2 separate regions of the Homo sapiens genome follow, and region 2 is linked to region 1. The links are chromatin loops, found by intact Hi-C in ENCODE. Cell type or tissue: CD4-positive, alpha-beta T cell. All regions are shown on one strand. Links, peaks and the distances in the headings refer to the core of each region. The heading gives the core; the rest is flanking DNA. Region 1 overlaps LOC105375951 (a long non-coding RNA gene). Region 2 overlaps SMARCA2 (SWI/SNF related BAF chromatin remodeling complex subunit ATPase 2).

Region 1 (5,390 bases), core at 214-5,213:
GACGTTATCTACACATTTGTTTCTCCACATCCTCTTCTCCACATGTTCCCGTCTCCTCACTCAAATAGCTATTAACAATAACTCCAAGAAGCAGTGGGAACTAATGACAAGTTTCATCCCCTCAGTTTAATAACGCAGTCCTAATTCTCATGTATTCATTATCCCCCGGCACCAAACCATTTCCATTTGCACACCAAAGCAATCCTACATATCTTTAGTGTTAATGTCAGCTTGATCTGCACTGATCACTTTCATTAAGAATACACATTTACTGAGTAATGTGATCCAAAAACAGACGCTTCTCAAATAAACCACTCATTGTATTGACAAAAATACACCAGCATGAAGGTCAAAAGGCCTCGAGTTTTTTGTTTATCAAAGGGAAAAAATAAATAATGACTAGTTCGTTAATTGTATTATTCATTCAACAAACCGACTGGCTATGAGATGGGCACTGTGATAATTGATAGGACCCAAAGATGAATAATAAAACAGGACAGACTCCTAAGGAGGCAACTGTCCGATGGGAATGAGTGTCAGAACCCCATATTTGGAAAGCTGGGAATCCAGGGCATTGAGCCCTGGTTGGGGTCCCAGAGGGCCTGGTCTGTACTATGGAAGGGTCCGCATTCACCCACTGAGCATAGAAGAGAAGCAGATCTGAGAGACAAAGAGGGCAGAGTTAAGAGCTGAGTGGACAGTTCAACTAAAGCAATCATCAAAAGGCACTTGATTACTTCCCCAGGGCTGCTGTAATAAAGTACCGCTGAGAAAGTGGCTTAAACAACAGAAATGTATTGTCTCACAGTTCTGGAATGCTGCAGTCTGGAATCAACGTGTCGTTGGGTTGGTTCCTTCTGAGGGCGTTCAGGGAGAATGTGGTCCAGGTCTCTCCCCTGGCTTCTGGGGGTGTGCTGGCAATCACTGGAGCTCTTGTCTTGTGGAAGAATCATCCTGATCTCTGCCTTTGTCTTCATATGATGACCTCCCTGTGTGTATATCTTTGTGTCCAAATATCTCCTTTTCATAAGGACACCAGTCATATTAGATTACGACCCACCCTAATGACCTTATTTTAATTTAACTAGTTACGTCTGCAATGACTCTATTTCCAAATAAAGTTACATTCTAAGGATTTCAAAATACAAATGTTTGAAGGACACAATTCATAATGGAGCTGGACAAAGAGGCAGAAATATGGTAGCTAATAGGGCAGAAATTGGAGATACCAAGGTAAATCAGGAGGCAGGGCTTGGGCAGGGTCCCCAAGGTACTGGCATGCAGAGTTCTTGTTTGTTTTTTAAATGGACTTGTAGGGTGCACATGTGGAGAGAGGGCTGCTATGGTAAGGAGTCCATTCCAGGAGAGAGATGGATACAGTATTGGGTGTTAAAACAGAAGAGCTAATCTGGGCAGGTGAATGGGCAGGCTTTACACTTGTTTATACCACTTCATTTCTCCTTTTTCCTTTGACACCCCAAAGCTCTGACAATGAAAAAGCATAGTTATCTTCTCTTATTCAACCATCCCCAAGATCCTACATTTTAGAAGCTGCTTTTGGTAATGAAATTTACAATTATTTCAAACACTTTAGGAAACCATTTGCTTTTACTAGTCAGTGTGAAGGGGAGAGTAAATGATATTCAAACATTTATTGCCTACTACGTGAAGGGTATTTCTTTTGTTTTGTTTTGTTTTTCTTTCTTATTTAACCTCATTCAAGTTTCATATGACAGATACTTCTTTTCCTAAAATTTTGTAGTATTTCATCTCCTACATGTTTTAAAGGAAAATGCTTTGTCCTAATATTCTCTAGTATTGGTACATCAGCATGCCCTTTTAATCTTATCTTCAGAGTTTTTCTCAAATCAGCCCACTTTGTTCCAACTTCATTGCCATCGCCATAATAGAGGCCAGTGGTTCTCAGGGTGTGGCCTCCAGATCAGAGGCATCAGCACCACCTGGGAACTTGTTAGACACAAAGATTCTCTGCCCACCCCATGCGCCCATTGCACCTGCATATTCACAAGACCTACAGAATCAAAAACTCTAGGGGTGGGGTCTAGAAATCTGTGTTTTAAGAGCCCTCCAGGTGATTCTGATCAATATTATTTATCACCCGGTCTAATGTATTGGCCTCCTAACTGGTATCCATACTTATACGCTTGTCTGATCTCCATAGAGGAGCCAGAGTGACTCCCTCAAAATTTCAACAAAATCATCTCATCATTAAGATTTGTTTAAAATTTTAAAGCAAAGGCTTTCTACTGCACTTGCGATAGAAATAAATTCTCACCATAACTTACAAGCCCTCTTTCTCTTCCATCTTCCCCTTGCTCACCACACTCCTGGGATACTGGTATTGGAACTGATGGAACATGCTAAGTCAGCTTTGTTTGCTTCTGTACCCTGAACACCTGGTTCATAAGAGACATTTACTATTTACTGCATAAATCATTTAATTGGTAAAGATGTCCATATCTATCCTATCCACTGTGTTTATAATTTTGTTAAGTTCAAATTTGTTCTTTCTTAGGTATTATCTGTTTATATTCTAACAAGTCCTGTACTTCTCTGTTCTTGTCAGATGCCCCCTAATCTTTATCCTTTGGATTATTTTAATTAGCTATTAATAAAGTTTACAAAATATTAACAAAGTACATACTGGTACTATAAAACATGGGCTCATTTCCAGAAGCTCACATGCGAGTAGAGAAGCAGACATGCAAACACCTGTTTTAAAAAACGTACGTCAAATGCATAATGCAGTTTTGAACCATGAAGATAATATTTAAGCTGAGTCTGAAAGGAAAAGAAGAAACTCTCCAAGTAGGGAATTGCATGAGGATATTACTGGTAGAGGAACAGCATATGCAAAGACACTGAGCTATGAAGAAAACAAAGACGGCAAGTTCAGCATGGTTTGGTCTTAGGAAAGAGAAGCCACTCATGAGGCTGAGGACTGACAGTAGACCATATATATAGTAACAACCCTATAAGCATAAGGTGGGGGCAGAGTGTTGGATTTTACTCTGTAGATAATAAGAAGCAATCAGAGCTTTTGAATCCTGCAAGGGGGAGGGCCATATTTGAGTTTAGGGTCCCTCTGGTGGTAATGTGGTGGATGGACTAGAGAGGAAGGAGAGTGGCATGAAGCCCATTCAGGAGGCTGTAATTCCTGAACCTACTCTATTTCTTTCCTTTTTCACTTACGTGAAGGACACCCTGGGCCAGTCCTTTGTCACTTTATGCAAGGCGATGCACAACAGTGACTTCCTGTCTCCTTCAGGTGCTCTGCGTGCACTTCAGTCTTACTACTTTTGGAACCATGTGGGCTCTGTGTTAGCCAACATTTCCTTGAGCCCATTGTGCACCCTGTTACCCAGTGAATCTCCTCTGGAGTCACTTTCTCCCTGCCATCTTTCAACTTCCACATTTACAGTAGCCTCATTGACTACAGAATCACATATTCACTACTTCTGCTTTTCAAGACTCTAGTCAGCCTGTTTCTCCGTGCCTATTTCCTGGTATTAGTGAAACCCCAACCTTTTATACCTAGAAAGGACATTGATGAGTATCTATTTTGTAGATATGGAAATTAGTACTTAAGTAAATGAAAGACTTATCCAAAGTTACATACCAGGTTAGTATCAGAGGCAAAACTAGACTCTTTCTATCACAAATTCTTTCCTAAAGGATAATCTTCTAGATACGTGCACATGTGTGGTAAATAATGAAAATCATGATAGTGGTAACCTTGTAGCACTATGCATGGTGACTTATACTTTACAAAGTGATTATTATATTCATTGTTAATTATATTAAACTACATAACCTAAGTATCATAATCATTCCCTATTTACTGGCCAATACAGTCAATTTAGAGAGACTGAATGACTTCCTGAGATTTCTACAGTTTGTGCTGGCTGAGAAAATCCCCAAATCCAAGTAAACTCTGACTCCTAATCCTATGCCTTTTGAATCACACTCTGCAGCCTTGAGTGCATCCTGTGTTATAAATAAGCCTTCATATCTTCCCTTGAGCCCATGACTTTTTGGTATCCTGGGTTTTGTACACCTAAACACTAAGGGATAAGGATTTGTAAGTATCCATTTACTGGTTTACTCAGCACATTGACTTAAGTAGATGAGCAACATCTTGATTAAAAAGAATTGGAAATCAGAGGCTTTTGAATACGTAAGAATTTGATAAATTATAATGAGCCCGTAAAATAAGCAGAAGGGAATAAGAATGAGAAAAATAAAATTAAGATGGAATTCCAAAATATTAGGTAAGGGGAAGTTGCATAAATGCAGTGAAAATTGCAGAGAACATGACCAGAGCCCACAATGCAACCAAAACACAGCCACCATGAAAACCAAGGCACAATGATGCCTGTGTTTAAGCAGATCTAACAGAGATGCATGTACACCATTACCATCTCCCAAACCCAGGCAAGAGAAAGCATTCCTCAGAACTTCAACATGGCTTTATATTTGAAATTCATTATACCATTGAAAAGTGTGTTACTTCGCTGCACCAAAGTCTCTATTTTTGCTAATGACAAATGTACTAATAATAGCAACTGCTATTTGTTGACTGCTTACTGCAGAGGAGCAGGAACTGTGTAGTGTACTTTGCGCACATTAACTCACTGGTACCCGCAATTATTAGTAGTGTTCCCATTTCTTAGGTGAAGAAGTTGAAGCTCAGAGAGGGTAAGCAACTTAAGTTAATAGGTCACACAGTTGATAGGTGATAAGGTCAGGATTTGAACCTGGGACTGTCTGAATCTATAGCCTACACTTTTAGCAACTAAAACCTTTTTTGGGAAGTAGATTTGCATAGGAATTGTTATGCATTTTCCTTGTAAATCAACCCTCTTTCACAAGCATTCTCTCCAAAATGACAGCAGGTAAAGAACACAGTCTGATTCCCACCTACATTCAACAAATAACTGTGTGTAAAAGTAGGCGGCCTTAAAGTAAAGGTGTTATGTTGTGATTTTTTTTTTTTTTTTTTTTTGAGATGGAGTCCTGCTTCTTCACCTAGGCTGGAATGCAATGGCACAATCTCAGCTCACTGCAACCTCTACTTCCCGGTTCAAGCAATTCTCCTGCCTCAGCCTCCTCAGTAGCTGGGATTACAGGCACGTGCCACCATGCCCAGCTAATTTTTGTATTTTTAGTTCATGGCCATGTTGGCCAGGCTGGTCTCAAACTCCTGACCTCAAGTGATCTGCCCGCCTCAACCTCCCAAAGTGTTGGGATTACAGGCGTGAGCCACTGTGCTCAGCCGTGATTTTTTTGTATTATTGTTGTGTATATTTGCTTAAATTACTGTTTTTGTGTGCATATTTTGTGTAGCAAAATTATCATCAGGGTGATGT
Region 2 (5,390 bases), core at 91-5,090, 340 kb before region 1:
GTGTTAGCCACGATGGTCTCAATCTCCTGACCTCGTGATCCGCCTGCCTCGGCCTCCCAGCCTATCTACCATTTCTTACATATCCCAATATCTTAGTCCATTAACTTCTATGTGCCTCAAAAACAACCTAAATGAAAAGTTAAGATTATGTCATATCGGCCGGGTGCGGTGGCTCAGGCCTGTAATCCCAGCACTTTGAGAGGCCGAGGCGGGCAGATCACAAGGTCAGGAGATCGAGACCATCCTGGCTAACACGGTGAAACCCTGTCTCTACTAAAAACACAAAAAATTAGCCGGGTGTTGTGGTGGGTACCTGTAGTCCCAGCTACTCAGGAGGCTGAGGCAGGAGAATGGCGTGAACCCAGGAGGCAGAGCTTGCAGTGAGCCGAGATGGTGCCAGTGCACTCCAGCCTGGGTGACAGAGAGAGACTGTGTCTCAAAAAAAAAAACAAAAGGTTATGTCATATCTTGTACATATCCAAGAAAGTCTCATCTGTAATATACGCAAAATAATCTAAAATTTCTTCCACTTACGATAACCTCTCTGACAAGTGAAATCTTTAAAATCACCTCTACAGAATCACTATTTTAAAGTTACTGCTGGAAAGCTATACTATTTCTGCATAGTATAATGAGAGAAAAAAAAAAAACTTTAGTCATTTCCTTTGCCAAGATGCTTGAGAAAATGAGCTTTCCTCCCTTGGGCTCTTTAGTTAATTAAAAATAAAAAATGACGATACAGAATCAATATGAACTCAACTTTGTTTACTTAAGATATTGATTATATAATACGTTTTGCCTTCTATGAAAATAACTCAACTGTCTTTTGACAAAATAGCTTTTACGAAAACACTTAAAGTTTAAAATCAGCCTTTTAGTCATAGTGAAGAAAGGCAGTTCCATCAACATTTGAAATTTCTGAAGTTCCTTTACAATGCAATTTTTACCAAAAATACATGTATGTATGTATGCCAAAGCACAAGGCATAAAAAAAAATGCAGCTTCCACCAAACAGTAGGAAATAAAATGCTCCCTTTGGTTATGATTTTCCAAGTAATTAAATTTCTATTTATGTCACCTCAGAGCAAAAACATTTATAAGCTCAAAAGAAATGATCAGCTTCAAAGAGCATCAGGCTCTACATCTAAGCTAGTGACACAGAGAACAATAACAGAACCCTTGAATTCAAAAAAGAAACCATCCCTGCTACCAGTCACTGAAGGTTCCATTTTTGGAGTTCTCAGAATCTATACTCAGGGGACTGTTTTAATTAATGGGGGAAAGTCAATTAATCCCACCATTCTTTCCATACAAATCAGAAATAAGCTACAAATTTGGCCAACAAAGAAAATCAAATGAGACAATGAATAAGCCAATTTCAAATATCTAGCAAGTGGAATTGGATCACCACTTCAATGAATAGTACATTAAAAAGCTTGAAGCATCATATATTAATATAATCAAAACTATTCTGAAGGATACTTTCCTATGAATGTCCTATAGACTAGCTAGATTGTTATCTAAAAACTGCCTCACAGTCAGGCCCTTCCATTACTTAAAATCCCCAAAACTATTTTTTAAAGTTCTATTAGGTATCAAATCTGAGAGACAGAGTAATATTAGATTTAAGACATTTGGTTCTGCAATTAGACAAACTGTGTTTCAATCTTAGCTCTCTGTAATTAAGTGCAAGAGATCTTAGCTGTATGATCTTGAGCAAATCATTTTCTCTTGTGTCTTAGTTCCCTCTTGCATAAAATAGGAACGGTAACAAACAGTGCCTGCTTCCTAGGGCTTCTGCAGGACTGGGTCACTATTTCGACATGTACAATCCAGTGTCACAAGTAATATATATGCTGCCAGCCTCAATCTCCACATTGTACAAGGGTCAACGATAGTCCGAGGACTATTCTTTTATGTCTATAATTAAGACTGGCTGTCGCATTTCCTGAAAACTGCTTCATAAGGCTATGAGGTCAGGGATTTCTGTCTGTTTTGTTCACTGGTGCATTCCCACACCTACAAGGGCATCAGGCACTTAAAAGGCGCTAAATAAATATTTGGTGATTGAAGGAATGAATGAAAGCACAAAGAACAATGCTTTCCACTTAGCATATGCTCATTAAATTATTACTATCATAAATAGATGCCAATACATTTGCAAGTCATAAAATAGTTAAAAGCACGCACACAATTAGCCATTGAATTGGTGCTCTGTGTGACTTTCCTCGCAAGCATGCCCTGTCCTTGGACCTAATTCTGCCATGTTATTCTAAGAGATAGAGGCCAGGTGGCAGTCTACTCTATGACAAGAGATATCAACTCCTCCCATCATTCTTTGGATTCCTTCAGTTTGATGACATTGCTGGTTGGTGCGCACATGTACTCACATCAACTTCATGCTGTGTCTCAAAACTTAAAAAAACAAAGCAAAACAAACACAACTGTCCCTTTTTCTTGGTTCAAAATTAACACCCAAGAGTTTGTGATTGGTCTACTGTTTGAGCTGACTTCGGACAGTCTCTAAGCACCTAAAGAAATGTCCTGGTGTGAATGCAGCAGCTGCTACAGCGTCTCCTGCCACCTGAGAAATTTTCATATGTAGTTATCTGCATCGTTTAATTGCAGACACATGCTATCAATATTAAGGGCTGATGCCTGCACTTATTTCCATTGATTGAAAACAAAACAAAACACTGAACAAGAAACTTTGTACTGGCTTCTTCCTACATGCAAAAGAGTTTAGAACTAATTATGCTTATGTAGGAAGGGAGGAGTATAATTAACCTAATCATGTAAGGGGACATGATAGGAATTATTCATAACTAAAGATTACTCATAACTAAAAATTACTCAAACTAAAGACAGTGTGTGTTCCCAATTTCCAAGGCCAACGTCAATTCATATCTTCCATTTAGCAATGTTCACAAGCAAAGGTATGTGCATGGCTACCCATCTTCCTTGCAGAAGGTATAAAAAGTAATCAACAACAGGGCTGAGGAGGGAAAGAAATCTCTAAATATGAAAATCCCGTGTAAGCTGAACTCAAAAGAAGACTTCAGTAGGCCATTTTATTTAGATTACTTTAACATAGGCTATAAACAGCCTCATTACATAAAGTTTTAAATCAAATATTTTACAATCTATATTATAAACTGAATGTACTTTATCCCCCAGTGGGTGTTATTATAATATACTGAAACAACATTCAAATGTGCTGGTATCTGAAGTATCCATTCTGTTTTGCTGGAAACCTAAGCTTTCAAAAACCACTTGAGTTATTTTTACTGTCATTTAAGGGGACCTTTGAGCATTAAGATAGGTAATCGGGTAATTTTAAAAAATGCCCAGGGATATGAAATTAGCAGGCATTTGCAAATTACTTGGGTTGTTTCTTATAGAGAAAATCAATTCAAACATTTTGACTCAAGTAACTGGTCAATCCAGTTAAACAGGACTTTTCTCGAAACTTCTGGTCTCCCCCATTTTGACACTCAACTAATCAAATAAATCTAATCACTGTGGCATTGTGTTCGCCTATCCTTACAATAGTTCCTACACTCAAATGTCCAGAATTACATTAGAACCTTTCTTTCATCTATGAAAATCCTGTAGAGGAAAGCTGTAATAAAGTATATAATCTTTGGGGAAACTGTAAGAGATTAAAAAAAATGAGAAGAATCAGGGAGTAGCTTGTATTTAAAATAAATGTCTCAATATTACTGCTTTGCTTTTCAAGCTCTTTTTACTGAAAACTGTGCCAACGGCAGGCTATTCTGACATTCTGGTATCTAAACAGGATAAAAACACATTTCCTACCACTATGTTGGCCAATACATTATGCCAGGAAGGTTCAACCTGCAAAATATCACAGTCCTGAGATTTACTTATAATAGCGGTTGGTAAGGAGAAAGAGAGAGAGAGAGAGACAGGATAAAAGAACTTTCAGAAAGAAAATCGAACACTCCAATGAAGACTATATCTGGTCTAGTGTTGCCTCAGAGATTCTGAGTATGTGCCCATTAGTATCATATGTTTCCAAAAAATGTCACAAATAAATAACACAAGAATAGTTCTGCTGGTATACATCCCACTGAAAGATGTGGAAGGGAGAATTAAATATTTAGTTTTGGCTGATGTCAACGGCTCTGGAAACTGAACCTCTGAAATGGCTAGACTTTTTTTTTTGAGACAGAGTCTCGCTCTGTCGCCCAGGCTGGAGTGCAGTGGCGCCGTCTCGGCTCACTGCAACCTCTGCCTCCTGGGTTCACACCATTCTCTCACCTCAGCCTCCTGAGTAGCTGGGACTACAGGTGCCTGCCACCACGCCCGGCTAATTTTTTGTATTTTTTAGTAGAGATGGGGTTTCAACATGTTAGCCAGGATGGTCTCGATCTCCTGACTTCGTGATCCGCCCGCCTCGGCCTCCCAAAGTGCTGGGATTACAGGCGTGAGCCGCCGCACCCAGCTGATGGCTAAACTTTTAAGCAATAGGCAGGGCTGCTCCTGGTATGGGCTCCTAACCACAGCTTAAGGAAAAATGTACCCTAAAGTACTGTGAGAGATGCCTCATAATCGCCAGGAACCCTAGTAAAGTAGAGGCCATGTAATTAGAAAATTCTCTTTGTAGGAGTTGGGGGAACAGGGTGGTAGGCAGAGTTTATCACCTGTGATAAAGCCTCATTTTTCTTCTGCATGCCTCAGTATTTAAAGAATCTGTCACTGTCCTCAAAGATATCCTACACACTAATATTCAACTGATTTCCAACTAGAAAAAAAGTGGTGACCAATTATTATTGATTCAACATCACAAAGAATATGCAGTAAAGGTTTAAAAAGACATTTGTTTTCAGAAAAACATAACCGTATTATAATTATGATTCCACTTTCGTATCATAGAATTGCTTGATGAAATAATGTTTACTGAGCACTTACTATATGTTAGGGTGTATTCTACATGCTTTAGATAAACTTTCCCGTGTAATCCTCACTACAAATCTATGGGGTAGACAACATTCCTATTGCCTTCTTACAGATCATGAGACTGAAGCACTATGGTAATAGATCTTTTAACGAACTAGCCTACAAGAGAATAATAGCAAATTAGTATAAATATTTTCTCATGTAGTTTTGATTTTAAAAGATTACCTGCTAACACGACTCAGACAGTGGTCCAATTTTCTAATTCAGCCATGTTCAATCCTAGTTCTACAGGCCCTGGTGGCTTGATCTAGCCCCATTCTCTTTTGTACCCTGTAGGAAACCTCAAGGTCACGCTAAACGCACATAATAGCACATTCATCTTGTAACATCAAAGAAATTAGTTTCGTATAACTAGGTTTTCAATACTTTAAAAATTATTCCTCCTCTGACACTTAAGGAGATACATG

Evidence for each region. Peaks named below come from ENCODE experiments on the same cell type or tissue, not always from the same donor. Only the 100,000 strongest peaks of a DNase experiment are listed, where the experiment ranks them.
Region 2: a loop joins it to region 1, with 27 times the contacts of the local background. A loop is called at or near these places in 5 of 110 quality-filtered maps.

What each region holds. Positions count from the first base shown.
Region 1 is chr9:1,725,279-1,730,668 of GRCh38, reverse strand. The region is part of intron 2 of LOC105375951 (a long non-coding RNA gene); the gene reads right to left. Among named protein-coding and RNA genes, the nearest start is that of SMARCA2, 290 kb to the left of the region's middle. In CD4-positive, alpha-beta T cell, for the core only: no CTCF peak of the experiment used is centred there; a DNase peak (open chromatin) is centred at 3,098.
Region 2 is chr9:2,063,983-2,069,372 of GRCh38, reverse strand. The region is part of intron 9 of SMARCA2 (SWI/SNF related BAF chromatin remodeling complex subunit ATPase 2); the gene reads right to left. Among named protein-coding and RNA genes, the nearest start is that of SMARCA2, 51 kb to the right of the region's middle. In CD4-positive, alpha-beta T cell, for the core only: a CTCF peak has its summit at 2,299; a DNase peak (open chromatin) is centred at 2,302.